Linked DNA regions of Mus musculus: region 1 is linked to region 2. A link is a loop called in an ENCODE intact Hi-C map of the cell type or tissue named here. Cell type or tissue: heart. All regions are shown on one strand. Each heading gives the region's core, and the rest is flanking DNA. Links, peaks and the distances in the headings are about the cores only.

Region 1 (14,943 bases), core at 2,343-10,342, 54 kb after region 2:
CAAAGATGTGTAATGAGACCAGACCTCAGAGTCCTAGCCAGAGGACCTCCTTCTTTTGCCAGCCACCATTTAACTGTTCTGCTGCACGCCAGACTGTAGCACAATAGGCCATTCTCCCCGTGGCTGAAGTGTCTTCCAAGGCAGCAGATCGGAAAGAGCAATGGCGAAATGCGTGTAAAAGGAACTTCCTTCCCTCAGTACACTTGGCTTCGCTTTACAGGGACTGAGTGTCAGCTGTAGTGTCCTACACTGTGATTGCCTGAGAGCTGCAAGTATGACCCTCAGTCGCCGCTACTGCCTTAACAGTGGGCACTACCCACCCCCCAAGCCAGGTTTCATTAACTCTGTTGCAACTTTACAACAGACACTGGGTAAGGAGGAGGGGATATTGGGCTATCTTTATTCGTTCACAGCTACTTAAGCGATCCCTAAGAGGAGCAAGCGTGAGTGACTCAGTCCTTGGGCTGCTGGTACTATTCCAATTTGGAGGCAGGTGCTAATTTTACAGCTCTTAGGAACAGCCATACATGAAACCACAACCTAGAGTATGATTACCAAATCAGTGGTAATAATGGCAAACATTTAGAGACCTAAGAGAGGCTAGAGGGGTAATCGAGATAATGGTTTCAAAAGAAAAGGTATTGATTGATTGAGCCTTGAAGGATAAACACTGCATGTGTGAGAAAGAATTATAACAGAAACTCTTAACTGTTCTTATTGCTCTACCAGACAACACTTTAAGATAGCAGGAGCTCAGGTGCCTAGAGCTCGGTCTGAATCCTGAAAGAACATGAAACCCCTGACCAGTTCCAAGCACGTGACAAGCTAAGCCGTGTGCTTCTCCACATTTCCTCTCCTTACTCTTCACAGCATCAGAGCTCTTCGCAAGCCCCACTCCCGTGCTGCCTGAGCTGGCTTTAAAAAAAACACAAGTCTCTCTCTCTCTCTCTCTCTGGCTTTAAAAAAAACACAAGTCTCTCTCTCTCTCTCTCTCTCTCTCTCACACACACACACACACACACACACACACACTCTGAGAAAGAGAGAGAAGCCCAGACCCTGCTCTGTGCTGACCCTGCTGACAGCAGAATCCATTGGCCAGATTCCTCATCTTTTCAGTGGTAACTGAACTACAAGCTGTAAGGCTAAGAGCTGAGTCAGAGTCACAATTATTTGTGTCTGTGGTAACAATGTCATGTGCGTTCCTCTTGTCAGTGATGACTGACAGAACAGAGTGAAATCAACTGACACTTTTCAAAATGGAATAAAAAGACATTCGACAAAGGCTAAGCTAAGGCAGACCCTCATCTCACATTCTAGGCGAAATTTAACCTGAAATGTAACAAAGATCTAAAGCTGGGATTGGGGATCTGTGGACAAAGTGCTTCCTGTGCTAAGTAGAGGCCTTGACTTCAGATTCCCCGATATGGGGGCTACAGAGATGGCTCAACAGTTAAGAGGACTGGCTGCTCTTAGAGAGGACCTGGGTTAAATCTCCAGCACCTACATGGTAGCTTACAACCATCCATAAGTATGGTTTGGGACATCTAATGCCCTCTTCTGACCCTGTGGGCTGGAAGCATTCATACAACTCTCACATGCAAACAGGCAAAAACACTCATACATAAAATGAATGAATCTAAAAATACACACACACACACACATCTGCCCGGGAGCAGAGGAAGAACTTAGAAACAATTTGGTCTCGGCTACTGATAAGAGATTTATTTAAAAGCCATCCATTTAACAGGCTGAGAGGAAGCCACAGAGGATCTGCTCCTCCCACAGAAATGATGAGAGCAGCAATAAGTAGGAGCGAATGCTGAGATTCCTCTGAAGGAAACTGTGATGCTCTGAACAAGTATGGCCCCCACAGACACACATGTCTGAATGCTTAGCCCATAGAAAGGCAATATTAGGAGGTGTGGCCTTCTTGGAAGAAGTGCATAGCTGTGGAGGTGGGCTTTTAAGGTCTCCTATGCCCAGCTATGCCCAGTGTGGTACAGTCTCCTGTTGCCTGCAGATTGAGATGGAAACTCTCAGCTCCCCCTCTAGGACCACATCTGCCTGCACAGGCTTCTCGCTATGATGAAAACAGACTAAAACCTCTGAACCTGTAAGCCAGCTTCAGTTAAATGTTTTCCTTTATAAGGGTTGCCTTGGTCATGTGTGTGAGGCAATCCTCCTGAGTGCTAGGATCCTAGGTCGTGCACAATCACACCCAGCTTGAATTACTGGCACCCTGTCCGTTTCCACCTTTGTCATCTCCTTCCCAGTTAATAGGACTACAGCCATTCTCTTTTGTTTCTGTTTTTGTTTTTCCTTGAAGCGCTAAGTTTCTCTTATATAATCCAAGATAAATCCATTTGTCTCTAGAATTGTGATACACCGGATTCTCAAGTCTTCACACATTTGCCACTTAAGTCAAAGGCACTATACAAGGTGCCCCCCCTCTCTCACACACACACATACACACACACACACACACACACACACACACACACACACACACACGAGAACACCCCTCCACTAACCTCTGTGGTAATCTCCCCATCATGCTATTCCCCTTTCCTCTTCTAGTCCTATTGATTTCCTTCTCCCTCTCAAACAACACTAGAATTTACACTTGTTAAAAGGGAGGGCTGGGAGCTCAGAGTGAACTTCAATAGCAGGTTCATCTGTCTGGCATGTGGGAGGCACGTAGTTCAGTCTCCAGGTTTTTTGTTTTTTTTTTAATGTTCTCAAAGAAGGACTTAATATTTATCTTGAGGAAGATCAACTCAGAACTCAGAGTCAAAGCCACGCATCATCAGCAGTGCCAGCAATGAGCTCACGTACAAAGCCATAAGGCCTGAAGACTCACATGACACGTGTTTATTGGAAAAATAAATGAAGAGGGAAGAGATAAGGGAGATCAGATAAGTTTACAAATGATTAACTGAAGAAGTCTTTGAGATGTGTGGCTGGCTACACAGAAGGCAGTTGTTCACAGATCCCAAGTGAGTTCGCCAACTCAGAAAGGCTAGGAATAACATTATGCTAATTACAGGGAGGAGGAAAATTAGATAAGGCCAGGATTGTGTGCCTGTAGGCCAGCCAAGGTATAAAAGGGCAGCTGAGCGCACGCACAGGTCTCCACCGCAGATAGGGATCTGCCATGCACCACTGCACTGACAACTGAGGGTAAGGCACAAGTTCAGGAAGTTTCCCAGGTAGGCTACTATTTACATAGCACTTAGCTAACTCGATAAGCAGTAGATGCAAGCATATCGTCGTATAATGATGAAGTGCTTTCCCCAGGCTTGTGGGGCATTTAAAACTTTAACAGCAAAGAGGAAAAAAAGCAAAGAGATTAAAGGAGAAGGAGGAGCACAGGATGCTGGGGAGTGGGGAAATGAGAGGATTCAGGGGCATTCTCCAGGATCAGTACCATGGAAGAAATCAAGTAAAGAACACACACGGAAAGAACAGAGGTGTGTGTGGCAGTTATATTTATTTGCAAGGGTTTGTTGTTTGTTTGTTTTATAATAAGACTTATTAAAAAAAACAAGAAGGTGGAGCTTGGGACAGCTATTTCACAATGTGGTGATATGCTAAAGTGGGTGATTGACTAACTGCGTGCACAGTTGGGTTTCAGGAAGAGCAAATGTATTGGAGTAGGTTGCAAAATGTGTTGAGGAACTGAAAACAGATCATAGGATTGTTCTCACAAGAGGCCCAGAAGGAAAGGAAAATAAGGACCATCCATAGTTTTGGGCACCAGGAGGTGGGCCACTAACTCACTTAACATTTGAACGACTTAGTTATTGTTGATTTTTCTGTCTGTTTGTTTGGGGGTTTCTTTGTCATTTGTTTAAGGTTTCACTGTGTAGCCCTGTGTAGTAGTAGCCCAGGTTTCTACTGCTTATAGAACTCAGACCCACCTACGTCTTCCTCAAAGTACTGGGATAATAGGCCTGAGCCACCACACACATTTCCACTCCATTTGCTAAGATGTGGATCTGTATAGAGGAACTATCCTCCTTTTAGGTGACACAGTTAACCAGAGGGCTGGCCCGCCGGCCTAGTGGGTAGAAATGCTTGCCACACAAGCATGACATCCCAAATCCAATTCCTGGAAGCCACATAAAGGTAGAGGGAGAAAACCAACTCCACCAAGTTGTCCTCTGACCTCCACCCTCACTACAGTGACATATGTGTGCCATCCCTACCCAGGGAGCTCCAATCACACACACACACACACAATAGTATTAAAATATACCACACTGATTAGACAAGAATGTAAGAAACCAATCTGTACAGGGAAGTTGTGTAATGTTCTGTGGTAAGCATCTTAACTTGACTCCAGAGGGCAAAAAGAAAGAATTAGAGAAACAAATGAATCGTGTCCCAAAGAAATGTCGACTTTAGCCTCCCGGCAGTTAACAAAGACTTCAAAAGAACCGATAAAGCCGTATCACAAATAAATACTGGGTACCTAGGCAGGTGAGTAACTGCTACACCACCCTGAGGTTTGGCAGAGAAGAAAAACCACTGTGGATAGAGTGTACAATCCAACCCTGAATCCGTGGTACACACCTAGAGTCCTAGCATTTGCGGGGTTGAGGCAGGAGAAGCAGTAATTCAAGATCATTCTCAACTACCCAGTGTTAGAACAGCCTGGGCTCCATGAGATCCTGCCCACAGAAAGAAGGGAAGGACAGGGGGAAGGGAGGGAGGGAGAGAGGGGAGGAAATTAACAGTCCAAAGCATAATGTGTACATTTTTAGGGGGTGTTTTGGTTTGGTTTGGGGGGGGGGTGGGAGAGGCTTTTGTAGGTTTTTTGGTTGGTTGGTTGGTTGGTTGGTTTGGTTTTTCAAGACAAGGTTTCTTCTCTGTATAGCCTGGCTGTCCTTGAACTCACCTGGCAACCCTACAACTTTTTCAAGAAGCTAACAGAACAGGGTCAATTAACAAGACTAAAGAATATGAGTACTTGAGCAAATTTTATATACATCTGAGTTTACTTTACTTACAAATGACTAAATATAACTAGTTATCCAACACGGCGGGGGGGGGACGGACACAATTCTAAGAGTCCTGTCTGACAAATGAAACTTCCATAGGAAACAGGCACTCACTCCTATGTTAAGGCCTAAAGTTAATGTTTTTTCTCAAAGTTCCTTTTTTGACACCCCCCCCACACTCTTATTTAGTTCTATTCCTGCAAGATACTGAGAAGACACAGAAAAGATAGACTAACCTCGTGAAATTCACTATAAAACAAAGCATCTATTTACTACAGATGATTCCTGCTGGTAAGGAGACTTCAGAATGCTAACAGGCTCAGACTGACCAGTGGCTCCCACCGGGAAGTGATCTTTGATTTGAGGAATGCTTAGGGGGCGGCGGAAGAAGGGGAATAAGGCCCCCGGGGAAAATGGTCCAGGAGATAAGAAGCAGCTTTCCAGGCACAAGGAAGGAGAGCTAGAGCCTGAAGAACCCGCCCAGCCTTTAAGATAGCAGGAGCTCAGGCGCCTAGAGCTGGGTCTGAGTCCTGAAAGAACGTGAAACCCCTGACCAGTTCCAAGCACGTGACAAGCTAAGCCGTGTGCTTCTCCACGTTTCCTCTCCTTACTCTTCACAGCATCAGAGCTCTTCGCAAGCCCCACTCCTGTGCCGCCTGAGCTGGCTTTTCAAAAAACCAAGTCATTTATATTTCCCAGTTGAAAGCAAACAAAAGAAAAAGAAGTATTCAAGTTGGATTCTGCATTCTTGAAGAAGGCAAGAAGTTTGGGGGGGCGGGGGAGACACAGTGGCAACTACTTAAGTATTACAGTGACCAAGGAGTTTTATATAAAATGCAGAGACTGGAGCTTACAACAATGTCTCCTCCCAAAAAACCGCTGAATATATATATTGCTTAAGTTACGTGTCTATTAGCACTTAAGATCAAAGACAGACACTTAATCCCCCCCCACCCCCCCGCTACTTAAAAACAGAATATGAGCTTGAAACAGGTTTTTCCCTGGCCCATATAGAGTCTGGTGCCTGGTAGTGCCATCTTTCCCTTCATATATATATACATTTCCTCCGCCCACATCAAAAAAAAAAAAAAAAGAAAATAAGAAAAAAAAAGAAAGAAAGAAAGAAAGAAAGCTGATTTCCTGAGCGGTTTTTTTTTTTTTTTAATGTCGCTTTTCAAAGAGTGCAATGACTTCTAATTCTCAACTTTCTTCACTACTGACTGGCTTGAGAGACGCCACATGATTCGGAGGGGACATCAAACCATCACTAATAATGAAAAGGCTGCCAGTCATCGGATGCATTGGATGGCTGCGGGTAACTTTCCCGCTCTCCCCTCCAAACTCAGCGGGACCCTCCCCAGGCAGCAGACAGCGTCCGGGTGGGACAGTCCGGCCCAGGCCAGGCCCGCAGAGCCGGAGCGGCGCCGCCACCGCAGTCCCCTTCTTCTCGGGCTCAGGGTGGACCTGGTCAGGAAAGGAGGAGGGGAGCGGAAGCTTGAGGTTACCTGCGAGCGGAGGGCAGCTGCGGCGGTCTAGGCGGTAGGCTGGGCGGCCGCAGGACGGTCGGAGACTAGGATGTCCCTTCGCCGGCCCGCTACGCCGCCAGCCGGGCTACGGAGGAAGATAAAGCGCAGGCCCCCACCCCCGTTCTCCGCCCCAACCTCCCAGCCCGCGGCTGCGTCACGCGCATCGCCCCGAGCTCCGGGATGCCATTGGTGGTCCTGCGGCGTCCGGCAACGCCCACTGCCACGCCCCCTCCCATATCTAGGGTACCCACTGGGCTTCTCTAGCTACCTGGCTTTCTGGCTCCACCCCAACTCTCCTCCAGTGTGGCTACGAGGAGGCCAAGTCAACTTCCTTAGAGTTTGAAAAGGCAGCCTGCGAGATGGGACAAGGCGGAGTCTGATACTGACCGTTAAGGAATAAGACAGAAGCAGTGGCAAAAAAACCTGTCATAAGTTGCTTTGTGGTCTAAATTCTACTTGACTCAGTCTGTCCTTCAACAACACACAACTTAGATAAGACAGAAGTGAGTCACTTGAAATTATGGGACAATCAAGTAATTTAAAAAGCATCCTTGGGAACTAAATAATCAAAAAAAAAAAAAAAAGATACAGATAGATTTAGGACATAGGTAAAGAAAGCAGATTAGGCCTTGGATTTCTCAAAAGCAAAGATGTGAATGAATTTAGGGTAAAGGTGGGTAAAAGAGAAAATTAAACAGACTGGAGAGATACTGTCGGCCTGCAAAACAGTGTCAGCTAAACTGGCTTCGTTAATCTTTCAGTCAGTCCCTAATCTGTCCAGCTGACCATTCCTTTCCTAGTCAAATACCCTAAACAATGCCTGAGGCTTGCATGAATTGCCTGCTCTGGAGATCTTTCACAAAAGGAGTTCCCCTGTTAGCCCATAGCAGGCAACACTGCTCGCCTTAGAGCAGCTGGGCTCTGCACAGGTGTGCCCAGTTTTTGCCCTCTCTGGGACAACTGTGTTTAATGGTTCTGTCAACAGTTTGGTGATAGCATTTGGAAGCACTCAACTGCCTTTGCTTCCACCTCCTCCTATCCCACCAGTTAGAACATTTGGGACTAAAAATTCACTTCTATTGGGACTCTTGGTAGAGACACTTGCCTATTCACTGTTCCATTTAGTCAGTTAAAAATAAAAATACAGAGCTGGTATACAGCTCCTGAGCTTGGTGATGCACATATTTAATCCCAGCAGCTGGGAGGCAGAGGCAGGTGGATCTCTGTGATTTGGAAGCCAGCCTGGTCCACATAGTGAGTTCCAAGACAGCCAGGGCTTTGCAAAGAGACCCTGTAGGTAAATAGGTAGGTAGGTAGGTAGGTAGGTAGGTAGGTAGGGTAGATAGAAAGGAAGAAAGAAAGAAAGAAAGAAAGAAAGAAAGAAAGAAAGAAAGAAAGAAAGAAAGAAAGAAAGAAAGAAAGGAAGGAAGGAAGGAAGGAAGGAAGATAGAAAGAAGATGAAGTAGGAAGAACAGAAGTTCAATTTTGCAGGCCGACAGTGTCTCTCCAGTCCGTTTAGCTTTCTCTTTCACCCACCTTTACCCTAAATTCACTCATATCTTTGCTTTTGAGAAGTCCAAGGCCTAAACTGCTTTATCTATGTCCTAAATCAATCCAAATCATCTTTTGATTATTTAGTCCCAAGGACACTTTTTAAATGACTTGAATGTCCCGTTACTTCAAGGCACGAGTCAAGGCACAACCATGAATTAAAACAGAAGCAGCCACCGGGAGAAAAATAAGACAATTGCAAGTAGTGATAAGTGTTAGGAAAAAAATAGAGAGTGGTCAGGAAAAGATGCGAAAGAATGCCATGATTAATTTTAAAGGTTTCCCAGGTTGTCATAAAAGAACACAGAGAGTTGGATGACATGAATTGCATATGATTAACCACTTACGTTTTGTAAAGACAGAGGAAAGGCTGATTTTTCTGAGGTAGTCTGAACTAAGACCCAAATAAGGAAGAATTAGCAATCCCAGCCACAGGCAGGAAGAACAGTGAGTGGGATGAGCCTGGTCCTGAAGGGCTCTGGCTGCTCTGAGGCGCAGGAGGCTGGAGCACACTTGGGGGGAGGGTAGAGCACACAGAGGTTGGAGCCTTGAGCAGGAGCCCAATCCTGCTGTTTGGATTCTTTTTCATAAGTTCAAAGGGAAGAAGATAAAGGGTTCCTGGGGGAGGAAGGGAATTAAACCAAGGCCTCACTGTGAAGCCCTCTAACTCATTCATCCACCTGCCTCAGCTGGTATTGAAGGGAGTGGGGGTGGGGGTGGAGAAACACCACAGCCAACCTGGGCTTTGTTGTTTTTGTGTATGTGTTTTCTTGTTTGTTTTCATCTATTTTTTTTCTTTTCTTTTTTTTTTTTTTTTTACCTATTTTATATAGAATATAGAGAAGGATCTCCACAGAACAGCAGAAGTGGAACAACAAGAAACAAGATAACAGAGATGTTCTTGGCTAAGCGTGCGGGGTAGGTCATAGTCGGGCCCTGGATTAGGGTGCTTGCTGTAGAAATCAAAGGTAAGAGAGTTGAGGGTATTTCCCTGAGGCGCAGAAGTGAAGAAACGTGAACTCGAGGTAACTACAGGTCACTTCTTTGAGCAACAGGTGGGTGTCGATATCATCTAGTATAAAGGTGAGGAGAGAAACTCCAGGGCCTCTGGCTAGAATCCAAGTGCCTTCCAAACTGGCCCATAAAAATCTCACATCACCTAATCCTGAGACCAAGGCATAGGTAGATGGGACTCTCTTCATCATATTCCAAAACAAACAAACAACAATAAACCAAGACATTTACAGAACCTGGAGACAGTTGATTGAGACTGTCTCTCGGGAAGAGAGCTAACCAAGCCACTTGAAAATTGTGGGACAAATGTTACAGGGAAAAAAAAATATGTTTGAGGCAGTGCCTACCTAATGCGGGGTCATTGTATTTAATAAGTCCATGTTTTCAAAGCTTTCCATTAGCAACCACTGTCTCCGTTGCTGCTCTTCTGGATGTGGTGAGAATGAAAGACTGGGCTAGAGAGGAGACCGAATGGAGAAGAAGCATGCTGAACCTGACTTTCTAATTAGTAGAATGGCTGTCGGGGGAAAGGAAGGAAGAATTTTCAAAATAAAGGGAAAACAAGGTCCAAACCCATAAGACAAAAGAACCCTGCAATGCATAGGGACTTCCAGGCCAGCCCAGGTCCAAGGAACAGAGAGGTAGGTTGCAGAGGATCCTTAACTACAGGGCACTTCCTGACAGACAAAGCTGAATCAGTAAGCGGGTGTGTCTGAGACATCCTGATTCAGAAACCCATAGACATTGGGGAGCCAGCAGTGGATGCCAAGTTAGGAGAGACTCATGATTTAGAAGACCTTACTGGACAGAGGTGCAGCTGGAGGTGGGTAGATTAATTAGAAGGGTGATGTGTAATATAGGTGAGATGCTAAGGAGCCAGCTTAGGCAACAGCCAAGTGGGACAGAAAGAATGAGGAGACAGATGAATGGGGAGAGGGCTGGGGATGTAGCTCAGTTGGTAGCAGGATCACCCCACGTACAAAGAGCCCTGCGTTCGATCTCCAGCACCCACTGTGTCACCTAGTCACTGTGGTGCTCATGCCCAGCCTTGGAATGGAGGCAGGAAGGTCAGAAAGTCAAAGTTATCCCTGCAACACGGGGACTTTGAGACTAGCCTGGCTGCCAAGAGACCCTGACTCAAAGAATAGGGAAGCTGATATCTGAAACATTTTAAAGGGCAGAATAAAGTAGCATTCTGGTTGCGGGAGCTAATGCTGTATTCAGAATGTGACTTAGAAAGCAGGTAACAGGATTCAATGCTGACAGAGATAAGAGTACATATCCCGGAGAAAGAGCAAGAAAAGGCTTCACTCAGGTTAATGTTTAAGCCACTCCTATTGTGACCTGAAGGAACTGAACGGGAGGCAATCAAACTAGCCTTCATGTTTTGTCTGATCATATCAATAATGAATACTTACTACAGACAATAAAATCAAATACAGAAAAGCACAGGGCTTGGGGATTTGGTTCACAAGAGGGCTTGCCTAATAAACTCAAGGCCCTGGTTTCAGTTCGCAGCACCAGAAAGAAGAAAGAAAGGGAAGAAGGAAGGAAGAAAGGAAGGGAGGGAGGGAGGAAGGAAGGAAGGAAGAGCAAATATAAATGTGGAGGAAGAGAGCAGTGGCTAGGCCTGGGCTCTGAGCCCCTTTACCAGAGCATGCTAGGTTTTACAGAAAAGTCAACGTAGAAATGGGACTTTAAGGATATGTGAACATTGGCAGGGCAGGTTGATGCCTGCTTTCAATCCCGGTGCTCAGGATGCAGAGGTGGGTGATTCAAGGCTACCCTGGTCTGCATAGGGAATTCCAGGCCAGCCCTGAAATGGAGGAACCCTGTCTAAAAAAAGAAAGAAAAAAAAAAAAAAAAAGACAGGCAGACAGACACACAGACAGAAGGACAAAACAAAAAACTGAGCATCTTAGTTCTTCAGAGGAACACTTAATGACACTGAATAGGAGGTAAATGGCTTTCCCAGCTCAAGCCTGTCACCATGGGCACTAAAATATACAGAAAATAGGTTAATTAAGAATGAAGCAAGGGGGGGCTGGTGAGATGGCTCAGTGGGTAAGAGCATCCCACTGCTCTTCCGAAGGTCCAGAGTTCAAATCCCAGCAACCACATGGTGGCTCACAACCATCTGTAATAAGATCTGACTCCTTCTTCTGGAGTGTCTGAAGACAGCTACAGTGTACTTACATATAATTTAAAAAAAAAAGTGAGAAGAATGAAGCAAGGGGGCTGGAGAGATGGCTCAGCCCTGACTGCTCTTCCAGAGGTCCTGAGTTCAATTCCCAGCAACCACATGGTGGCTCACAACCCTCTATAATGGAATCTGATGCCCTCTTCTGGTGTCTGAAGACAGCTATAGTATACACATATACATAAAATAAGTAAAAAACAAACAAACAAACAAACAAAGAATGAGGCAAGAGCCAGGTATGATGGTGCATACCTTTGATCCCAGTACTCAGAAGCCTAAGGCAGGATTGCCATAAATCAGAGGCCAGACTGGGCTACCTAATGAGTTCCAGACCAGCCTGGACTAGAGTGAGAACCAGTTTCCAAATAACCAAAGCAGAAAGATAAAATGAGATAGCCAAGTGCTCTGGAACATAGACACACCCAGATACACTTGATTGACCCTGAAGCAAGCCTGCAGGGCTGCAGTTCTCTGTCCAGTTTATAGTTTTTGGAAACACCTAAAACCACACCTGTGTGTCACACACTAAATGTTGAATGAATTAATCATCTGGGTGTGGTAGATAGTTCACACCTATAACACCAGCGCTCTGGAGGCTGAGCTAGAAGTCCAAAGTGGCTAACAGGCTCATTTCAGTGTAGCCTGGGCTACATGGTGAGACCCTATATCCACAAAAAATAAGTAAATCAAAATAAGAAAGCAAACCATTAGTATTTTGCTTAAGTCTTTTTTAATGAGTTGATGAACCAACAGCAGGCACAGGGCCTGGAGTGCAGGTCAGACACAGATTTCACTCCTTCTCTTGGTGATTTTGTCATCTTGAAAGTTCTGTGTCACTTGTGTTCTACAAAGAGATGTCTTAACATACACGGTGGAAGAGTTATCAGTCTCTAGCGGGGCCTTTCATCCCAGCTCTTAGGAGGCAGAGGTGGGAGGATCTCTGAGTTCTAGGCCAACCTGATCCACAAAGTGGGTTCCAGGACAGCCAGGGCTACACAGAGAAACCCTGTGTTTGGGGGTTGTGGGGTAATGTAGAAAATCCCAGCAGTGAATGGAGCTGACATGAACGGCATATATTGGTGTCAAGGATGTGTGTCTTAGTCAGGATTTCTATTCCTGCACAAACATCATGACCAAGAAGCAAATTGGGGAGGAAAGAATTTATTTAGCTTACACCTCCAAACAGCTGTTTATCACCAAAGAAGTCAGGACCGGAACTCAAGCAGGTCAGAAAGCAGGAGCTTATGCAGAGGCTATGGAGGAATGTTCTTTACTGGCTTGCTTCCCGTGGCTTGCTCAGCCTGCTCTCTTATAGAACCCAAGACTACCAGCCCAGAGATGGTCCCACCCACAAGGGGCCCTTCCCTCTTGATCATTAATTGAGAAAATGCCCCACAGCTGGATCTCATGGAGGCACTTCCCCAACTGAAACTCCTTTCTCTGTGATAACTCCAGCTTGTGTCAAGTTGACACACAAAAGCAGCCAGTACAATGTGTCTGTGTATTATTTGACACGGTGTACCACTAGAGGGGATTTTGATAAGGAGAGGGTTATACACGGGAGGAGGGAAGAGGGCTATAGGGCATCTCTGAATTCTGCTTTCCTATCTATCAAACCTGAGTTTATAATCTGTGGCTGGAGAGATGCTTCAGCCCATGTTAGGTGGTTCATAGTATATGAAATTCCAGCTCCTAGGGATCTGATGGCCTCCAGCCTCTGTGGACACCAGCACTCGAGTGCACATACCCATGCACAGCACTTCTGCATTCACGTAATTAAAACTTAAAAAGAAATCTTTCAAAAAGAATCAAGAAAGCCAGGCATGGAGACCCATGCCTTAATCCCAGCAACTCAGGAGGCAGAGGCAAAGAAGATCTCTGAGTTTGAGGCTAGCCTAGTCTACAGAGCCAGTTCCAGGACTACACAGAGAAAGCCTGTTCAACAAATAAACAACAACAAAAAGCCAAGGAAATTATCAGGGTCTAAGCAATGTCTCTGACTGGGTATTAACCACTCAGTTATAAGGACCAGAGTCTCAGTGGCTGCATAAAGATAGTTGGACCTGACACCCTTCCTCCTGTAATTCACTCTCAGAAGACAAAGATAAGGGGTCCCCAAAGCAAACCAGATTAGCCACATTCAGAAACTCTGGATTTGATTGAGAGACCCTGCCTTCTTAAGCAAAGTTCAGAGGATGGTCCCTGACATTAACCTCTGACCTCCACATGCACACACTCATACTGTATTAATCACACCACACATGTGCACCCACAGAATACCACACACAGGAAAATAGGGGGGGGGGGGAATCAATGAAAAAAATGGCAACATTTGTACATACCTAAGGTGTGTAAAGTATCATATGCAAAGAGGTAAAACAAAGACTAGAGTGTTAAAAATGGTCATCTCAGAATGGTACCATTTCTGGGACCTTTTTTCCTGCTCTTATAATTTGATATTTGCTTAAGCTTTCTTCGTGGAATTGAAAAATCCCCATTGGGTTATGAAAAGAAAGCAAGTCCCTTCCATTAAGTTGCCCAAACATACATATATTAAGAATTCCAGAAGAGAGATTTAAAGAAAAAGGGAAATTAAAAAACAAAACAAAACAAACAAACAAAAAACCCAACTTAAGCCAAAAAGACAGATTGCTGAAAATGTCCAGATCTGGTACATGAACCTAAACAGCCACGCTACTCACCAGACACTGAGTAGGATAAACGTGACACTTAGGCCGACATAGTGAAAAGGTTAGCCTTGGAAGACAAAATTCTGAAAGCAGCAATCTAGTGGAAGCTAGAAAAAGATCAGTAGCTAACGCTCATCTGAAATGACAGGACCGCAAATCCATTAGGTGGCATATTCCAGTAGCTGGAGAGTGGAGAGAACATCTGAGAACCAAAAATTCTATAGTCAGGGGGGAAAAAAGCAATAAAACCAAACAAACCTCCAAAGGCACAGGCATTCCCATCCCAGATTATCCAAAACGGAGAGGGTCTATTGCTAACAGATTCACCTCACAAGAAGTAGAGGTCTTTAGGCTGAAGGTAGGTGGCACTAATGAGTAACTAAACCCACATGAGAAGCAAATGAGGGGGCTGGGGAGATGGCTCCCTGGTCAGGAGCACAGGCTGCACTTGGCAGAGTATGCACCCGCATGGCAGCTCACAACCATCTTAAACTCAAGTTCCATGGGAGCACATGCCTTCTTGTGGCCTACACAGGCATCAGGCGCACTCCTGGTACACATACACATGTACAGGCAAAACACTCCCAACAATCAATTCTTTTTTTTGTTTGTTTTTTGTTTTTTTGAGACAGGGTTTCTCTGTATAGCCCTGGCTGTCCTGGAACTCACTCTGTAGACCAGGCTGGCCTCGAACTCAGAAATCTGCCTGCCTCTGCCTCCCAAGTGCTGGGATTAAAGGCGTGCACCACCACCTCCTGGCCAAGCCGCTGCCGCCGCCGCCACCACCACCACCACCACCACCACCATGATGAGGCCTTTGAGTATTTCTGTACTGACCAAAGTCAAGAAAAGGCTCACACTGGAGAGAAACACCATGCACACAGTAAGCCTTGTGTGAAAGCTTTCATTTCTTCTCATTCCTTTCAAAGTCGTGGACAACTTCACAGGGTAGAGAG
Region 2 (14,943 bases), core at 4,501-12,500:
AACAGCAGCCATATTGGCAGCATGCAAAAGTGATAGCAGCCCTATTGGCAGCCGGACAGTCCCATAAGGATGGAAAAGACACCTTTTTACAGACTCTTGATGTGTGGCCAACAGAATAGCAACTTGGTCAGGAAAATGGAAATTAACAGAATGGAAAATCAATGGAAAAGACTTATGGTCTAAAGAAGCTTGGATGGAGATGACTCAAATCAGTACAGACATAAGAATTAAGTCTATGTCATGTAGATGCCCACCAAAACAAATATAATAACTAAGCAGACAGGCTGGCAAGTATGGCGATAAAACTTGAGGCACATTACCAAAGTGAACAGACAGGACCAACAAAACTTAAAATTAAGAGATGATGGACCAGAGTGACTCTTTCCAGACAGGCAGAGATTACAAGAGAAGAAATAGAATAGATACACAGATTCCTAGGATGTGCAGGAAGCCATGCAACATACCAATGGTCCACTCAAAGGAACACAGCCGTAACACGGAATGAAGTTAAGAATGCTATACAGAAATGTGAGGGATGCCCTGCAACCAAAACCAGATTTCAGCATGATTACCATGGAATAGGCACTCATAGACTATATTTTAATCACACACCTCAATTGATTGCACAGGACCATTGAATGAGTATAAGAAACAGTATGCATGCACAAAAGTAGATGTCTGCACAGGATTAGGTATGGCCAGATCAGGGCCCAAACCAGACCAAAAATTAGTAAGATTTTCATTGTGGTCATGGATTTGTGCTTATGGTATACCCAGACTAACACAAAGTGATCATGGAACCCACTTTACTGGTAAAATTATATAGAGACTAGCACAAAATCTTGACATAATGTGGGAATTCCACCTGGCCTATAACCCAAGAGCAGCAGGCAGTATTGAAAGATTTAATGGATTACTTAAAGTAAAATTAATGGCACATAAAAATAGTCCACTCTCAGAAGCTCTGGCAAAAGCTATCTTTGAACTAAATAGCAGACCTAGAATCAACAGACAATCTCCAATTGAGGAAGTCCTCAGTACACAGACAGATATAGATTATCCAGATGAAAAAACTAGAAATAGAATCAAACCCTATGCTTACATTCAGAGGCACAAGGATAAACTAACCCAGACAAAAATCATAGCATCCGGCACTGGAAACACCGTGTGGACCACAGACAGCAAGGGAGGACTGCAACTAACCAAACTGGAGGACTTGGCATCACGCTGACAGTGTGTGTATGTGTGTGTGTGAGAGCATTAACATATACAGTGATCCTTATTATTGTTGTTTCCCTGTGACCAAATATATAATCATAGTACTACTAGCCTGATAACCAACTATACTACTTGCTGGCTAAATACTGTAAAAATTGGATCAAATACAAGAAAGAATTGGAAATAACATTGTTATTGCTAACCCTATACTTATTAGTGGATTATGGGCTATTCACTTTTTGGTGCAACTAGAGGAATAGCGCTATGCATGTCACTAACCACATGTCACCCATTGGCTTGTGCTCTTACATTATCATTTTCAGTGTTAAACACCCCAGAACTAGAATACATGTCACCTGGCAACAGCACTGTGAGTACAATTCCACCCTCAACCATCACCCCCAAACCACAAATACCATGGCCTGCCTATAGACCTAAAGTTCTAGACCCACTCTACAAAATACCCAGATGGTGGGCAGATGATAGAATATGGGCACCACACCAACTAAGAATAGACAACGTCTGGACCAAGTAACTTATTTCTGGTTCCAGGGCTGTGAACACTTCAGACAACAGGTAGCACCATACTACCCTAACAAAAATTATATGCTAGATCAAAAAGATAGTATAAATACAAATAGATATGAACAAAATCCCACAAAATGTCTTTCTGATGAGGTGTGGCCTAATGCCTCTAGTGTTAGAGCACTCTTTAATAATTATTAGTATAGACCATCAAAGGTTAGACAGAATACACTTACTGTTACAGGAGTCTACAAAACAACCACTATAGGAATAGAGACAGATTCTACATTTGATTGTGATTTAGCTATAAATTCAACCTTTCATCAATTATATACAAGCACTTTGATACACATAGGGTTAGAAGGTGAAGCAGAGGGCAGGTGGTTCAACCTTACAGCATTAACATGGGAAGAACTGGTATATGACTATGAATATGAGCCTGGAGAGGAAGAAGGAAAAGAAACTTCCTTACCTATAACACCACCAAAACCATGTAAACTGGGTCCAAGTATGAACTGGACCCAATGTACAGAATTTGCTATACCTTAGCCACTTATGAGTGGCACACCCCCTCTACCTAAACCATAGGGAAATAGGTGCGCCAGGGAATTATATGACCACCTGAACCCAGAACTCCGAGGACATGGAACCAGACAAATTGGCTATGTGTAGCAAGCTTCCGGAACCTACCCTGGTTTGGCAAGCTAAGCTATTACCCTGACTTAAGATGGGCCACCAGAATAGAAACACAACAATGGCCCAACTGGGAGGATTGGGTATCAGACATGGCCTTGAGGATGGAACATTATAGACAACCACTAATAGAAATAATATTGACCCCTAGGATCAGGAAGATCCAGATTTCCATCTCATTATAAGCCTTTAAACCTCCTAAGTTATAGTGGAGAAATAGATACCATATCATATCAATACAGCAGCCCAAATAAAGTTCAGCAGAAAACCCCTACAGGCACTGGCTATTGGTTCTTTTATGGCCAGAGCATTATTAGGAGGCTTGATGGGAGGAACAGTAGCAGAAGCAGTAGTCACACCCAGCAAGGCAGAAATCTACAATATTCAGCAAATTAATAAGAAAACAGGCCAGGCACTCCACGCACTGTCAAGAAGCATAGATTCTCTCCACATCATGGTAAACACCATGAATACAGAAATGCAAGTATTTAAGTAGCAATATAAACAGAAATATCATAGTTAATTTAGAACCATAACTTAATTATGTGCCAAATGTATAGAAGTAATCTAGCAGTAGAGAGAGAATTAGATACCCTTTTTACAACAGGACTAGGAAGAAGGACCCCAGACTTCTAAACGTTATTTAGATAATGAAAGAGGATCATATTGCACAGAAGGCATATGTGAGATACACCTAATACAGGCATTCCTGGACAACACATACCCAGGATATCACACTAAAGCCATACCACAGAAACTAGGCAATGAATTCATAATACCAGATGATCACTTTCTGTGGTCATCAGTTAACACGACAAATAGCTCTATATACACACCACTTGAAGCCACCTTTAAATTAGGAGCAAATACATATGTCTAACACTTCTGAAGCATATTTTAATTTAACAGGCAGATGTTATCTAATGATAAACTGCTCACAGGCCACAATGGATAATACAACAATCATGACTAAGTTAACCCTGGAGGAAAAACATTACTTTGACTCCAATGGTGTACATAACTTGGTTGGCCTATTAGAAGCCAACACCATAATAATAAAAATTGGAATGAGGAGATAACAAAATGTGGCCTGTGGGACACCATCAGAAGACTAGCACGCCTAGACTTTGTATGCACCCCAGTGTACTCATGTTGGCACTGGGTTAAAGAAACATTTTGGTTCCTCATATTTCTGATCATCTTCTTCTTTTTTTTAAAAAAAATTAGGTATTTTTCTCATTTACATTTCCAATGCTATCCCAAAAGTCCCCCATACCCTCCCACCCACCCACCCCTACTTTTTGGCCCTGGCATTCCCCTGTACTGGGGCATATAAAGTTTGCAAGTCCAATGGGCCTCTCTTTCCAGTGATGGCCGACTAGGCCATCTTTTGATACATATGCAGCTAGAGACACGAGCTCTGGGGGGTACTGGTTAGTTCATAATGTTGTTCCACCTATAAGGTTGCAGATCCCTTTAGCTCCTTGGGTACTTTCTCTAGCTCCTCCATTGGGGACCCTGTGATCCATCCAATAGCTGACTGTGAGCATCCACTTCTGTGTTTGCTAGGCCCCGGCATTCTGATCATCTTTTTTTATGCTATTAAAAGTGTCTTTGATATGTTTTAGAAGCAACTATAGGAAATATGACAAAAAGAAGGCCCTCGCTCAGGAGGTCAAGAGACAATGACTCCGGACGGAGATATGACCTTAGCTGCATGGCGAGAGCTAATACATTTTTCAGGAAAATATTCTTTGATAGTGCATCATCATTTGGAATTTTGTATGATAGATTGACTACAAATAAGCTATTTGAACCAGAAAATTGCATGTTTTGCTTAAGACCCTATGCTGTATGCTATTTGTGACCCAATATGGATGATAAACTACTTACTTTGTTTCATCATTGTTATCATAACCATGCATCCCCGGAACCTGTACTCAGACCCCATCAGGGCAACCCAAAGCTTACTGAGCAGATTCACACGGCCTGCTGTGTTAGCAGAGGAAACCACTTCTGGTACCACACATGTTACAACATGTTGGAGCACGCACCTGACCCCACATATAAAATATTGGAGGGAGAGTGGTAGCGGAATGACCCTACATAATCACACAGTCCGGAACTCTTACAGGCTTACTGCCTGAGGTCAATATTAAAACCAATATTAAAAGAGTGCATCTTCCAACGAAATACATACTGTACATGGAAAAGCTACCACAAAAACGCACTACACAATGTATATGAACCCAGCTTTGCAAGCCTGTGGAGCCTTCTGGAATACCTAGACCTGTAGCTCTGGTTTCTCTGAGGCTCCAGGGGATGGAATGGAAATAAATGTAAGCAATAGAAAAGAAATGACAAATGTAACCCAGCCCAGAGAGTGTGTGAGTGTGTGTGTGTGTGTGTGTGTGTGAAATGTGATAAGGTAAATGCCCTGACTAAGTGAACACCTCAATTTTGATTGGCTAAAATGTTACCATGGAACCCAAGCCTGGAGTGTGTGAATGAAGGTGATAAGGCCCAAAGTCAGGTAAAGTAATGCTGGATGCCTGAGCTGAAAGAGACTTTAAAACCCGGTCAGATCCCGAGCTGATCGCATTGAGACCACTCATCCCCAGAGCCAGCCCACTGATTCCAGACACCCCAACTCTGGACCAAAGCTCCAGTGGGGATCCGAAGCACAGCAGGAAATGCCATGGGCCATGCCTGCGCAGCCATTGAAGCCAGGCTACGACAAATACCAGACTGGAGGTGAGGGAAGTGAGTGTGTGAATAAATGCGATCCCATTTCACTTTCTATTTGTTTTATTGTTGTTTATGAATAAAGACCAGTATAACCTGATCCTCACTGGCACTCTCTTTCTCTCTCTCTTGGCTCCATCCCTAAAGTTGATATATAATCGCATTCTTTATATATTCAAAACAGTTATGGTTTAAGATAATATTTTAGTATTCTTGAAAATTGTGCATGTAAAATTCTTTCCTTTTAGTGTCCTCAGTTACTACTTGTTTCCACATAAGGGTGTGAATTCTTGAGGACTTATACTTAATAAATTGCTGCAAATAAATTCTCTTATTTCTAAGTTAATAAATAAATAAATTATGCACATGTTACTATTAATAACCTTTCAAGCTTTCTAGTTACAACCGCTTTTTAAGAGAAACAATTGTCACTGCCCATGTTACATTAATACTGACTATAACAGTCAAGTATTTGATATGTTTTGTCAACAGATTATTAATTCTCAAGGACAAGGTATTGTGGAACTTTAAAACTTTAACTTCTTAAAAGACAAAGAAGGGGAAAATTATATCCCTGTGCATATTATTTAGTGCATTCCCATGCACACTATTTAAATCATACTTTTATTTTAGAAATTTGAAATTTGGATGTCAAAGAATTTAATAAATGCCTTATAGTATCTTAAAAGGATCTACTTATTAGCATATGGTTTGATCCTAAACAGCTACCTTATTAGGGAAGGGAAAACATAGGTTCTCTCCACAGAACACTGCAGAAGCATGATGGCTAATTCGTGTGACAAGCTGACAGGTGAGTTGGCTCAGTGCCCTGACTGAAGTGAGAAGGAAGCTAAATTGGGTACATGTTTTCAACCCATCCTTGCTTGCCATTTTTCCAGTTTGGACTGGTGAAGCTGTCTTGCTTCAAGCTTTTTAACTTTATGGCAAAAAGAACATCAGAGACTATGTATTCTGACTTAGTAAGATTAGTCATTTAATAGAGTCATAATGATTTTTCTCTTTTCTTCAATGTGACCAGTTATTCTAACTCAATCGTGGACTGGTCTAGTAATAAGTCCAATATTAGAGATTCCTATTGAAGATAGCTAAAAATCTTAATTACCTAGCAAAGTTAATTCGGAGCACAGCCTCCACTTCCAGAGAACCTCTGGCCTTTTTACTAATTCTAAAAGCCAACTCCCCCACACCTGGAGGCCATTCTGCCTTCTCCCAAAACTGCCACACAAAATGAGAAAATAATTCTATCTGTATGTCTGCACCCCACTCTCTTCCACCTTTACCTTCCAGCTCCTGTTAGGGAGACAGGATGATCAATCAGGTATTTGAATTTATCCCTTCGAATAGGGTGCTGCCAGACATGATCTACAAGACGTGGAAGGGCACACTGTGGGGGGAAAAAAAAGCAAAAAACACAAATGTCCAGTAGAGGGCACTCTGGGTGAAGAAGTGTTACTTATTTGACTATTTACATCAGGGCATTTAGATGCTTTATAGAGGAGCAGAATGCGTAAAGAAGGGCAAAGATAGAACATTGAGAGAGCATCAATAATACCTCTGGTAAGTTTACATAAAACAGGTTAATGGAAATATTAAGCAATGGAAACATACGCTTCAAGAGACCTGAGAGTTTTTCACTTTAGTTTTTTTGTTTTTTAAACATTTACTTATTTATTTATTTTATGTGAGTACACTGTTACTCTCTTCAGAGACACCAGAAGAGGACATCAGATACTGTTACAGATGGTTGGTAGCCACCATGTGGTTGCTGGGAATTGAACTCATGACCTCTGGAAATGCAGTCAGAGCTCTTAACTGCTGAGCCATCTCTCCAGCCCCTGGCTTTGTTTTTGTTTTTGTTTTTGTTTTTGTTTTTGAGACAGGATCTTATTGTATAGCCCAGTCAGCCTGGAACTTGTGGCAATCCTCCTGCTTCGGCCTCTGACGTGATAGAACTATCAGTGCCAGCCACCATGCTCAGCAAGATCTGAATTTTGAATTTTGTAGTTGGTAAGATGGCTCAGCAGCTGAAAGAGCTTGCAACCCCATGCATGACTTGTGCTCCCCCCACCCCCAGCCCATGCTGGAGAGAGAAAAGCAGACCTTGAAAGCTGTCTTCTGACCCTGAGCCCAAACTCACACACGAACTAATAATAACGGTTTTTTTTAATTTAAATATGCATTTTAAAAGATCATCTGAACACAACTTCTGCTCACCAAACACTTAACAAAGTGAATTTTAAAAAAGGGATTGTGACCCCAAACATGATAGGTATGTATATACAAACCTTTGGGGCTTTAGGTTTCTTCACAGGCAGTAAGCTTTCAGGACAGGGACCGGCATTAGCTGCATAGTTCAGAGAGAGAAGAACTTCCTCGGGGATTCTGTAGTCATTCTGAAGGGGAGGAAGGGGTTTGAGGTGGTTCACCATGGATTTTTTCTCCTTTAGCTCAGGAAGCCCTAAGGAAGTATTAGGAAAGACAAACTTTTAATGGAGTGTTCCGGGGAGTTAAAGTTTCCCAGACTGCCTCAGCAGTATCCTGTGTTTCTAACAAGAAGGGTGCCTCTAGCAGAGGAGCCCAGCTACAAAGAATACTTAAAGCAGGAGTAGCTAGAAGGGTGGAGGGAAGAGTGGAAGGGGGATGTGAGAACATGCAGAGAGATACAAAGTAAAAGGCCTGGGTTACACAGAGTGAGTGTACAGCCAACCCAAGCCCCAACCCCTCCACTGCCCTGCAACATAAATAGTGAATAGGTAGCTAGCTCAGGATAGAGTGCTTGCTTAGTGTAAGTCCTTGAGTTGAATCCGTACCTCCTTGAGTTGATGATGGAACTGTAGCAAAATATAAATAAGAAACAACCCAAAAAGCTCTGTGACCTTAAGACTGGAGATAGCCTCAGTCTGATGAGCAAGAGTGAGACGGTGACTGCCTTGATTCTTATTCTGGTACAGGTTCTACATTTATCATTACGTCTTTTTACATTTTTCTTGAAACAGGGTCTCACTATGTAGCTCCCACTAGCCTGGAATTTACTATGTAGACCAGGCTGACCTCAAATTCACAGAGATCACCTGCCTCTGCCTTCCAAGACACAGCCCCAAGGATGGAAATCTTAAGGAATCTCAAAAAACATCTTGAATCTTATACAAATAGGCATATTGAACTAAGTTATGTTTTTCTTATCCACATAACTATGTTTTTAAAGCTCCCTTGAAGTCAGAGAAGAAGCAACCAAACTTCATATAGCTATTAGTATTTAAATGAAGATGAAACAGTATTCTGACTTGGTGAGTGTTCAGGCTGGCTAAGGAGAAAGGGAGAACGGATTGCAAATTCTTTCAGTAGCCCTAATGGTTCTGTCCACGGCATCCTTAAGTTTACCTTTTGCCTCCTTGACTACATAGAGTTTTGCCTGTTTGGACTCAGATGTTGATGGGGAGGTCAGCGAAGTGTCCGACACTTTGTGGAGAGACATAATAATCAATGCCTGGGATCACTCTCAGAACTATTAATCCTCCAAAAAATTAATTCAAAAACAAATCAAAATCGTGTTCAGACTTTCAAGCTGTCCATAATTCTGTAGGCAAAACAAAGCAAATGAACAGAGAGATCTCTTGAGTGTTTGTGTTCAGACTGAATTTCAGAATTCATCTGGCGTGGTTTCCTTTCTTTGGGGAGCCCTCTAAGATAACTTGACATGACAGAGATGGGGTATGGGTGGGTCAGAGTCAGGGCCCAGCCCGGGAAAGTCAGGCTCCGCCTCCCTACAGACTGCGGGCGGGTCAGCGCGACCCAGCTCCGCGGGCGCGAGTGGGGCGGGGCTCCCACGGTTCTTTCAGCAAAGTCCTAGGACTGCACTGTAGGAGTGCACGACACCGGCCGCTGTACCCACAAGTTGTGTTTGCCGCCTGGCGTCGGAAGGCCATCCCTTTTCCGGAACGCCCTGCGTCGTCATAGCAACGCAGCACATTTCTGCCCCCCCCCCCACGCTCCCCGCTCCCCCCCCGTCCTAGCAACTTGCGGGCCGAGCCGCCTCCGGCAGAGCCGTCAAAAGAAAAGAGATGAAAAGGAGTCTCTACACTCTCTAGAAGTTTCCGTGTGTTTTTAGTCATGGGTAGTAGCAATAAGGAAGAATATTGAATCGGGTTGTTGTCTCGGAATGGGATAGGCTCTCGAAACCGCGCTTCCGGGTGCAGACTGCGCAAGCGCAGACCTGCGCCGGTAGAGACTCCCCGGGCCCTGCCCTTGCAGAGAGGGTGATGTAGCAATGAGACCTTCTGCTCTTGAATCTGTTCAGGGCTAGCATAATCTATGAGTTCTGAATCCGCCAGGGAAACTTAGTGACAACCTTGTCTCAAAAAGAGAGGAGGAGGAGTAAACTAGCAAACAGCCTAGTTCTGTTGTTCAAGTCACTTCTATGCACTCAGTTCGTGTTCGTAAGTGCGGTTCATCTTAGTGTCAGGTAGCTTTCTATGCCAACAGTAGCTGAAGGAGAAGACAAATACCTGAGCAGGACTTTCTCACCTAGGCTAATGGAGGTTACAAAGAAAGAAATGGGCCCCAATTTGCATTTGCAGTAGCATCGGCTCTCTAGCATTCTCTCTAAAGAATCTACTGATTGTAGGAGCAAGCACATCATGATCAGTAGTTGGCAACAATCTTCCCATTGACGCGCCTATGGAAACGAGCACAGAGTAACTCTGCTCACCCTGCATGACCTAACTGTTGCCACCCATTCCTGCAGTGCAAGGGAGATGGGAGAAATCTCTTCAGAGATTGTGTCCATTTATTGAATCAAATGGCTATTCATTGTCGTGCAGGGGCAAAGGACAGCATGGTGGGGGGGTGGGGGGGGGTGTCGGTTTATGAAGGTTTAGGGTCCACTTGGACTCAAGTTAACCAAGACTGTGCATCTGGCTTGTGACGTTGATAAAACAGTTTGTAGATTGAACAAGAGAAAGCTCTTGTGGGTGTGCCACACTCACGGTTGGCATGACTGCTCACTTTGATTTTATACTTTTAATTCTTTTAGGTTATGTATATGTGCTTATTGTGTGTGAGGGAAGATGCCCCAGAGAAGAGGGAATCAGACCCCCTGGAGTTACAGGTGGTTGTGAGCCACCTGACATGGGTTCTAGGAACCAAATTCAGGTTATCTGCAAGAGCAGTCTGCCCTCTTAGCTACTAAACCATCTCTCCAGCCCCCAAATGTTGGTTTTAAATAATGCTGTTAGAATTGCAGGCTTGAGTTTCATTTTTAATGACAACAAAATCATTAAATGGTGGAATGTGGTGGATGGAACACACTTTGTAACCCCGGCACTGGAGAGATGGAGGCAGGAGGATCAGGAGTTCAAGCCTATCTTTGGCTACATAATGAATTTTAGACCAGCCTGGGCTACATGAGAAAGGAAAAAAAAATCTTAAATTTTAATTGAGATCAGCATATTTGTGCAAAGCTGTGTTCTCAGCATCGGTGTTTATATCAATTTAAAAACAAAACTTTGTACTGGAGAGATGGTTCAGCAGTTAAGAGCACTGATTGCTTTTCCAGAGGTCCTGAGTTCAGTTCCCAGCAACCACATGGTGGCTCACAACCATCTGTAATAGAATTTGATGCCCTCTTCTGGTGTGTCTGAAGACAGTGACAGTGCACTTATTTATATAATAAAATAAATAAATCTTAAAAACAAACAAACAAACTTTGAAGATGCTCTACATCCTGCACTATTAACATTCAGTCAGGATCTAGAAACCCAATGTAAAAATAAAATCGGCTAAGCATGGTAGTACATTCCTTAAGTCCCAGCCCTCGGGAGGTAGGGGTGGATCTTTGCGAGTTCCAGGCCACACATAAAACAAAACAAAACAACAACAACAACAACAAAAAACAAACAAACACTCCAGAGAAAAGGAGCCATGAGCGGAAAAGCTTAGGCATTCTGCTACAGAGCCCGACAGCTATGGAAACTCTCTGAGCTTTGAAATGTCTGATGAGGAGTCACTGTGCAAGCAGGGAGCGCTCACTCAGTATGTGGGAGGGAACAGGGACCTTCAACAACCGCTCCAGGGCCTTTCGAAAGTCACTTTCAATACTGTGGAGCAAGCTGATGCAGCTGTGAATGCAAGGCCACACAGGAAGAGTGGTGGGACCAAATAAAACTATCCAGAGGAATTTCTCAAAGACCAGGTGCACCCAGAACTGAAATAAAGATCTCTGTGGGTGGCATTAAGGGCTCCAAGGAACAGTTTCATATTGTTTTGCACAGCATGAAAGATTTTGAAGCAATTGACATCACGGTTGGCCAGGACAGTGAGAAGGGGTTTTGTTTTCATATCCTCCACTGAGCATGATATCCTAGATAAGATTATCATTCAGAATCAGACTGAATGGCTAGGAAATGAAGATAGCTCTGTCAGAGCAAGGGATAGATAGCCAGTGCTTCCTCTAGCCAAGGTGGTTCCAATGAGGTAGTTTGTGGTAATTTTGCCCGTGGCCATTTTGGTGGCAGCAGTGGTGGCCATCTCTCTTTCGAAAACTTGCTAATGATAGTGGTTGTGGAGGATGCGGCCTTGGTTATTCTGGAGGGATATATATGCTCAGCAGAGGTGTTGGTCATGGGCAGGGCTATGGAAAGCCAGGCAGCAGCTCTGTGGGAACGGCAGCTGTACAAGCCGCACAATGGAGGAGGCAGCACCTGGTAGCGGTGGTGGGAGCAGCAGTGACCTTTACATTGGCAATGTCATCAGTCATCAGCCTTGGGCAGTGATAGAAACCTCAGAGGCAGCAGCTCGGGCCCCTGTGATTGCAAAGCCCAAGACTTTGCCAAGGCATATAACTAACGTGGCCATGATGGTGGTGTGGTGGTGGACAGTTCTAATTACTTCCAGGAAACAAAATCTAACAGGAAGAGCCTGGGAAGCTATGGGTTACAAACCAGGGCAGTAAAGGTGGCAGGGCCTATCACTGAGATCTTTTAGAGAATACTCATGAGTACAGGGGGAGGAACCCCTCGAGGACTGTACTTGTGGCTAAGAATGTACCAGGGCTTTCTGCTGTTTCTGTACTTTGCGGGGTAGGGGGTGGGGTGGGGGTTACATTTTAGACTTTTATACCCATGCTGTTAGCTGATCAAGATGCTGAATGAATGGGTCTGTTAGAAGGGACTAGGGACTGGGAATGACTCAATGGTACACACACTCGCTGTGCAAGCCAGATCCAGCACCCATGGATGTGAGCTGTGCCTATTAGTGGACTCCTTTAATCCCAGCACTGGGGAGGCAGAGACAAATCTCTAGGCCAGCCTGGTCTATATAAGGTGTTCCAGGCCACCCAAGTCTTCAGTATGAGACTCTCATGACAATAAAAATGTGGCAGGACACGTGTTCCTGTAACCACGGTGATAAGGATAGAAGATCACCAGCCTCCTAGTCAAAGAGTTAGTCCAGGCTAAGGAGACTCAAGGGACCAAGGCAGCAGGTAAATGAACAGGCCACCCAATGTTCTTTGACCTCCATATGCACCCACAGGTGCAAACAGGCACACAGCGCATAACACTACACACACTGAAGGGTTTTTTTTCTAAATATATTTATTTATCACATTCTTCACATACGCAGTAGTTTGCCATTTTGTATATGAACACAAAATTTAAGAAGTTTTCAGTGGACTGGGAACAATGCATATTAAACAAATTTATCACACTAGTGATTAAAGATCTGCAGGAAGAGGTAATTGAAATTCAGGAGTAAAAAGTAAGTAAGACAACCAGAAGCTATGTTTAATCACACACACACGAACACACACAATTTAAAAACAGCTTTTTCTCCTGTGACTCCTGACATGCAGACCCAAGACACGAAGGCACAGTCCAATGGCAGGGCCTAGACCAGGGCTTCAGCTCTCTGCACACCCAAGAGTCGTTGATGTTCGGGCATTCAGAACATTCATTGTACCTCCAATGGCTAGATGTGGGTATTGCATGTTTCAACAATACTCAACACCAGTACAGCTCCCCATCAATGAGACACACACCACTACCAGACCCTGGGTGCCATCTTCTCACCTGAAGGAAAGTGCTCCAGCAGCGGGGCATGCTGAAGTAGAAATGGCCAATATGGCGGTGTAAAGAGAGAATAAATACACAGGGAAAGGAGGACAAGTCCATTTTTTTCCTGATTTAAACACAAAACAATTTGAGGCAGTTCTGAAAAATAATACACCTTTCCTCAAGTCTACATTAATCAAATGCATTAACTTAAAAGGCATTTACACAAGAAAAAAAGGTTCACTAAGGATTAAAAGAGTCCAGAACGGTCCTCCCAACTTACAGCTAATTGTTTTTATCTGCTGCTATCTCAGCTTCCTGTTGAGTTGAAGGTGGAGGAGGGCTCCAATCTCTCTGTTTCAACAGCCAGCTGTCTTTATTCTCTGTATAAAATGGGCTTTTATGTAATGTCTTGTCTGACAGAGGGCCTAGCGCTCCATTGCCGAACTGAAGCTGTAGGGACATTGCGCCCGACAAACCACAAGTGTCGCTCACTACTGCCCACAACACCGTCCAGCTCTTCCAGTGTCAGGGCCACCAAAGCCTAGACACTCAGAGTTCTTTGCCAATGTGGATAGTTGTACATAGCATTGGGGGGAAATTACGTGAAATTACCGTGTAACGCTAGTCAGCAAGACACCGAACCTTTATTAATCAAAGGAGTGAGCTATCTTCAAGTACGATATTGATTCTAAGGCTGGACCTCTAGCTCAGTGCTTGCCCAGCATGCACAAGGCCATGATGACTCCCTGATACAGCACAGAAAAGGAACTGATTCTGCCCCTGAAAGCTATAAAGCATTGCTTATGCTGTCAGAAGTCCTCAGGAGGTGCCGCCCACTCAATAATCCTAGGGCCCAGCTATGAAATGTGCACACTGGTTCTAACCACTGGGTGTCAATACCTACATAACAACAGCAGCAATTCTCTCCAGAAGCGGGTTGCCTTCCCCGAATGTTAAGGCAGATAAACCTGAAGTGATTTTGGAAAGACAAAACAGGAGTGATTGCCCATGACCATGTAGGTTAAGCTGACAAGGTAAAGGCTGGAGAGACGGCTCAGTGGTCAACAGCATTGACCTCTTTCCAGAGGTCCTGAGTTCAATTCCCAGCAACCACTTGGTGACTCATAACCATCTGTAATGGACCCAATCTGTCTGAAGACAGCCACAGTGTAGTCATATACATAAAATAAACGAATCTTTAAAAAAAGGAAAAAGATATCCAAGTAAGAGATAAGTGTGGTGATTCCGCCTGATACTCGGGAGACAGGCAGGGGCACTGCACCTGGCACAAACCCATCAAGAAGCAGGTGGACTCAACAATCCTAGGGTTAGGGGGCTGTTTTTAAGAGTAGCAGGAAGACTCAGGACCTTGCAGTTTTTAAGAGGTAGCAATCCAGACTCAGGTTTTAATTGTAGGGAGACTAAGAAAATGGTAAGTAAGTAAGGCTGTTTCTGCCAGGCCCAGTGCTCTGCAGCAACCCTATGAGGAAGCTCCCATCCTCATCTTACAGACGAGGAAAGCTGGCTCTGTAATGCAGGCAGCCTGTCCCTGCTCTCTCTTCTGTAAGTCCCCTGGCTGTCGGAATCCAGAGCCCCTGCATCAGCCACCTCCCTACTGGCTCTCAACCTTGGTGTTCTCAGGGAAGGAGAGAATCTCTACCAACCGAGAATCACAGCCCTATGTAGATAA

Evidence for each region. Peaks named below come from ENCODE experiments on the same cell type or tissue, not always from the same donor. Only the 100,000 strongest peaks of a DNase experiment are listed, where the experiment ranks them.
Region 1: it touches region 2 in a loop (2.0-fold over the local background); 14 of 42 quality-filtered maps call a loop at or near these places.

The regions. Positions count from the first base shown.
Region 1 is chr1:156,467,637-156,482,579 of GRCm38, forward strand. Soat1 (sterol O-acyltransferase 1) reads right to left here and starts at 6,692. Exons shown (of 16, transcript NM_009230.3): 1 at 6,512-6,692. It overlaps Gm39682 (a long non-coding RNA gene), which reads left to right and starts at 8,923. Exons shown (of 4, transcript XR_865657.1): 1 at 8,923-9,001. In heart, for the core only: a CTCF peak has its summit at 6,600; DNase peaks (open chromatin) are centred at 5,455 and 6,705; H3K4me3 peaks cover 2,644 bases; H3K27ac peaks cover 3,088 bases.
Region 2 is chr1:156,411,752-156,426,694 of GRCm38, forward strand. It overlaps Axdnd1 (axonemal dynein light chain domain containing 1), which reads right to left and starts at 9,164. Exons shown (of 26, transcript NM_001346967.1): 1 at 9,095-9,164; 2 at 8,584-8,779; 3 at 7,488-7,660; 4 at 6,483-6,586. The coding sequence starts at 8,677. In heart, for the core only: CTCF peaks have their summits at 6,631 (motif pointing right) and 9,095; DNase peaks (open chromatin) are centred at 9,130 and 9,390; H3K4me3 peaks cover 1,196 bases; H3K27ac peaks cover 1,103 bases.